2 separate regions of the Homo sapiens genome follow, and region 1 is linked to region 2. Evidence: read pairs that join two places in POLR2A ChIA-PET (ENCODE). Cell type or tissue: PC-9. All regions are shown on one strand. Each heading gives the region's core, and the rest is flanking DNA. Links, peaks and the distances in the headings are about the cores only. Region 1 has its middle 4.0 kb from the start of YWHAQ. Region 2 has its middle 6.6 kb from the start of RRM2.

Region 1 (2,817 bases), core at 64-2,563, 480 kb before region 2:
GAAGCTCCTGGAACAAAAAGGAGCACATTAACATGGAGCCAGAAGACCCTAAATTCAGCCCTGCTATTTATATGTGATTTGACCTTGGATACCTTGATCTTCTCTGAAACTCAATTCTCTCTACCTGTAATCTATAAAAATAATCCCAGCTGGGCACAGTGGCTCATGTCTGTAATCCCAACACTTTGGGAGGTCGGGGTGGGTGGATTGCTTGAGCCCAAGAGTTCCAGACCAGTGTAGGCAACATGTCAAAAACCTGTCTCTACAAAAAACATAAAAATTAGCTGGGTGTGATGGCGTATGCGTGTAGTCCCAGCTACCCGGGAGGCTGAACATGGGAGGATCGCCTGAGGCCAGAAGGTCGAGGCTGGCATGAGCCATGATTGCACCACTGCACTCCAGCCTAGGCAACAGAGTGAGACCCTGTCTCAAAAATCATCATCATCATCGCTACATCAAAGAGTTGTTTGGAGATTAGATGAGCTGTCACATAGGGAAATGCTGAGCATATAGCAAGTGTTCCATAAGTAGTGTTTTCTTCTTTCCTTCTTTCCCTCTGCTTGGAGGTGGGGTACGGCGCTGGCAGGATGCTATCCTGCTGCAAGGAGCCTTAGAACTTTATTAAATGTTTAGTGAAAGCTTATCTCTTGAATCATTGTTGTAATTAGTGCAGTTAATGGTCTACAGAATGGCTACATTCCATGTACATTTCAGAATGAATGAGTCCTTCAGGTTAAGCTCACTCTCATAAATCGTTTCAGTGATTTATTTGCTCAGACCAGTGGATCACCAGAAACTTCTTCCTTTCCTGCCATATGGCAGCTAGTTTAGTGACAAGCAAACATCTGAGTGGGACTTTTCACCCAAACTCTTCATATAATTATTATTGGTGCTTCTGTGCAGTGGGCAGAGAAAGTTGCCCCCCAACTCTGGCCTGTGGGTGCTAAATGAGGTTTCGTAGAGTCACACACAGGCAGGGAAATCAAGGGAGCCTGGTCAAGAAAGTTTTTCTACATATTCCTTAGTTTGAAACTTGATTCACTTTGTTCAGGGTGATGGTTAGTTGCATGTGTCAACTTGGTGGGTCACAATGCCCAGATACTTAGTCAAACACTATTCTGGGTGTTTCTTTGAGGGTGTAACATTTAAATCGGTGGGCTTTGTTGTTGGTGGTGTTTTTTTTGGTTTTGTTTTTTGAGACAGAGTCTCGCTCTGTCACCCAGGCTGGAGTGCAGTGGTGTGATCTTGGCTCACTGCAGCCTCCACCTCCCTGGTTCAAGCGATTCTCCTGCCTCAGCCTCCCGAGTGGCTGGAATTATAGGCGTGAACCACCACACCTGGATAATTTTTGTATTTTTAGTAGAGACAGGGTTTCATCACGTTGGCCAGGCTGGTCTTGAACTCCTGACCTCAAGTGATCCACCTGCCTCGGCCTCCCAAAGTGCTAGGATTACAGGCATGGGCCACTGTGCCTGGCCTAAATCGGTAGACTTTGAATAAGCAGTTTGCACTCCCTAATGTGGGTGGGCCTCATCAAATCAGAAACCTGAAAAGAACACACAAAGAGCATCCTTATTTGAGCAAGAGGGAATTCTCCAGCAGACTGCCTTCAGACTCCATCCGAAGCGCCGGCCCTTCCTGGGTCCCCCATAGATGCCTTTAGAACTAGAGAGGGAACGTGAGCTCTCCTGGGTCTACAGCCTGCTGGCCTGCAGGTTTTGAACTTGCCAGCATCCATAACTGTGTGAGCAGATTCCTTATAATAAATCTCTCTCTCTACACACGTACACATACATATAAATACATGTGTGTATTCTGTTGAATGCATTTAGTAACCTTTTTTTTTTTTACCCAACAAATGATATAGATATCTTTTTTTTTTTTTTTTAAATGGAGCCTCACTCTGTTGCCCAGGCTGGAGTGCAGTGGCATCATCTCGGCTCACTGCAACCTTTACTTCCCGGGTTCAAGCAATTCTTCTGCCTCAGCCTCCTAAGTAGCTGGGACTACAGGCACATGCCACCACGCCTGGCTAATTTTTGTATTTTTGGTAGAGATGGGGTTTCACCATGTTGGTCAGGCTGGTCTTGAACCCCTGACCTCAGGTGATCTGCCCACCTTGACTTCCCAAAGTGGCTGGGAATACAGGCGTTAGCCACCACGCCTGGCCAGATATGGATATCTTTTAATAGCTTTTAATGTATGTCTGCAACATATCAGTCTCTCTTCTCTCCCTTACCAGACCATGAGCCTCTTGAGGGTAAGGGTTTGTTTGTTTGATTGTTTGTTTGTTATCTTGTATTCGGTGAACGCTCAACAGCTGGGTAAACTTAGGTATTATAGTTCCCACTGGCTGACTAAACTGATGCTCAGAGAGGTTCAATTACCTATCCCAATTGGTAAACTTTAGAGTAAAGACTTAAAAACAGGTCTGTCTGATTTTTATCTTCTACTACAACAAACAAGAATCTGTGCTACCTGCAATGGAAGACAGAAGCTCCAGTGTTTGCTGGCCTGGGAACAATGTTTAGTTATTTGAGGTTGGTGGGTGGATGAATATGTATCTACCCCTGAGTCAGCAACTGATTTTATTTTCATACGGAAGGCTCTGTTTTTACGCTCGACACATCCAGCAGCGAAAGAGGTGCCTTCTTGTCCCTTGTCTGTTCCCTTTAATTGTCTACATGGTTCCCCTCCTCTCCCACTGCCACCATCAGACTGCTACCTCCCAGTGGGAGAAGTTACATCTGACCTCCATGTCCCTGGTGACTTTACTGGGCCACGGAAGGCATTCAGTGAAGGCTTGTTTGGAGAGTG
Region 2 (2,817 bases), core at 185-2,684:
GACGTAAAACTGTCATTCTTTACAGGCACCATGACTGTGAATGAAGAAAACATAAAGGAGTCCACAGATAAACCAAATTAATTACAAATTGATCAAGGTTGTAGGATTTAAGGTTAATAATATGAAAAACAATGTCTATATATATCAGTGCATAAATTTAGAAAATAAAAAAGTTAAATGATACTACTTATCATAGAATAAGAAATAATAAATATCCAGGAGAAAAATTTTTTAAATGTGCAAGACCGCTATATAGGAAGCTACAAAAAAAAGTACTGAAAAAAATTAAGGACAACATAAATAAATGGAGGGATATACCGTGGCCATGGATTAGAAGACTCAATATCATAAAGATGTCAGTTCTCCTAAAATTCATCTAATGATTCTAACAATGTAATCTGAATGAAAAGATATTCAAAATGAAAATCAAAGCACATGGAGATGAAAAGTTTTAACATTCTAAATAAACCAGATCTAGGTAATAAAGGAAATCAAAACCCACATCTCAGACTATTTAAAAAATGCAAAAGTGAGATCACTATCCATTAAAACCTGTGGGATTTGCCAAAACCGTACTCAAAAGAAAATGTAACAGCGGCCGGGTGCGGTGGCTCTTGCCTGTAATCCCAGCACTTTGGGAAGCTGAGGCACGTGTATCACTGAAGGTCAGGAGTTTGAGACCAACCTGGCCAACATGGTGGAATTCCTTCTCTATTAAAAATACAAAAATTAGCTGGGTATGGTGGTGGGTGCCTTTAATCCCAGCTACTCGGGAGGCTGAGGCAGGAGAATTGCTTGAACCCAGGAGGTGGAAGTTGCAGTGAGCCAAGATGGCGCCACTACACTCCAGCCTGGGCGACAGAGAGACTCTGTCTCAAAAAAAAAGAAAAAAAAAAGAAGTAAACCCAACCAATATTTGAGAGGGGATAAGCAAAGAAATTAATTAGTTAGAAAGCAAGATGTGAGCAAGGGCCTGGTGACATGCATGTGTGATCACAGCTACTTGGGAGGCTGAGGTGGGAGGATCACTTGAACCCACGAGTTCGAGTCCAGCCTGGGCAACGTAGTGAGATCCCAACTCAAAAAAAGTAAATAAAACAAGAAAGCAAAATACACAGATGTCCCACACCAGGTGAACAGCCATCCAAGGAAATGCACACTACTCAGCAATAAACAGGAAGAAACTGTTGATACATTCAACAACTTGGATGAATCTCAAGGGCATTATTTCTAGTTAAAAAAAGCCAGTTAATCTCAAAGGGTTCCACATTATATGATTCCATTTATAGAATATTATCTAAGACAAATTACAGTGATAGAGACCAGATTAGTGGTTGCCGGGAGTTAAGGCTAGGGTGTTAACAATTAGGAGCAACACAGGGATCTTCTTTGTGGTGATGGAACAGTTCTGTATCCTGATTTGGTGATGGTTATTCAAATCTACACGTGATAAAATTTCAAAGAACCATGTACACATACACCTATACATGACTGCATGTAGAAACCAGTGAAATCCAAACAAGGTTAGTAATTTAATTACTGTCAACTTCCTGATTTTGACAATGTACTATGGTTATGTAAGATATTGAGTAACCTGGATGAGTAACTTTACCATTTTTGCAACTTCTGTGTGTCTTAAACTACCTCAAAATAAAGCTTAATACTTTTTTAAAAAAGAAAAAAAAAGACATAAATGGAATATTAGGAAACTAAAACTGCAACATATATAATAGAAAGAAATACTGTCCAAATCATATAAAGCCCCTATAAATCAATAAGAAAGTGATAAATGACCCAATCAATAAATGGACAAAGCCCAGGCACAGTGGCTTAGGCCTGTAATGTCAGCGTTTTGGGAGGCTGAGGCTAGAGGATCACTTAAGGCCAAGAGTTCAAGACCAGCCTGGGACCCATAGTGAGACCCTGTCTCTATAATAAAAGAAAATGAGCCGGGCGTGGTGGTGTGCACCTGCAGTCCTAGCTACTTGGGAGGCTGAGGTGGGAGGATTGCTTAAATCCAGGAGTTGAAGGTTGTAGTGAGCCATTATTGCACCACTGCACTCCAGACCAGGTGACAGAGCAAGACCCTGTTTCTTTTTTTTTTTCAGATGGAGTTTTGCTCTTGTTGCCCAGGCTGGAGTGCAATGGCACGATCTTGGCTCACCGCAACTTCCGCCTCCCGGGTTCAAGCAATTCTCCTGCCTCAGCCTCCCAAGTAGCTAGGATTACAGGCATGTGCCACCACACGTGGCTAATTTTGTAATTTTTTTAGTAGAGACGGGGTTTCTCCATGTTGGTCAGGCTGTTCTGGAACTCCTGACCTCAGGTGATCCGCCCGCCTCGGCCTCCGAAAGTGTTGGGATTACAGGCGTGAGCCACTGTGCCTGGCCAAGACCCTGTTTCTTTTAAAAAAAAAAAAAAGATGTGGCAGACACTAGGAATTTTTATTTTTTATTATTTATTTATTTATTTATTTATTTTGAGACAGAGTCTCACTCTGTTGCCCAGGCTGGAGTGCAGTGGTGCAATCTTGGCAAGCTCCGCCTCCCGGATTCTCGCCATTATCCTGCCACAGCCTCCCGAGTAGCTGGGACCACAGGCGCCTGCTGCCACGCCCGGCTAATTTTTTTGTATTTTTAGTAGAGACGGGGTTTCACCGTGTTAGCCAGGATGGTCTCAATCTCCTGACTTTGTGATCTGCCCACCTCGGCCTCCCAAAGTGCTGGGATTACAGGCGTGAGCCACTGCGCCTGGCCAGACTAGGAATTTTTAAATAAGCATAACAAACATACTGAAATCTGTGGATTCTAAATTCTA

Evidence for each region. ChIA-PET counts read pairs that join two places held together with the same protein. Peaks named below come from ENCODE experiments on the same cell type or tissue, not always from the same donor. Only the 100,000 strongest peaks of a DNase experiment are listed, where the experiment ranks them.
Region 1: POLR2A ChIA-PET joins it to region 2 with 5 read pairs; 2 of 35 experiments call an interaction of 5 or more read pairs at or near these places.

The regions. Positions count from the first base shown.
Region 1 is chr2:9,633,638-9,636,454 of GRCh38, forward strand. No RefSeq gene overlaps it. Among named protein-coding and RNA genes, the nearest start is that of YWHAQ, 4.0 kb to the left of the region's middle. In PC-9, for the core only: no CTCF peak of the experiment used is centred there; no DNase peak of the experiment used is centred there.
Region 2 is chr2:10,114,730-10,117,546 of GRCh38, forward strand. No RefSeq gene overlaps it. Among named protein-coding and RNA genes, the nearest start is that of RRM2, 6.6 kb to the right of the region's middle. In PC-9, for the core only: no CTCF peak of the experiment used is centred there; a DNase peak (open chromatin) is centred at 1,562.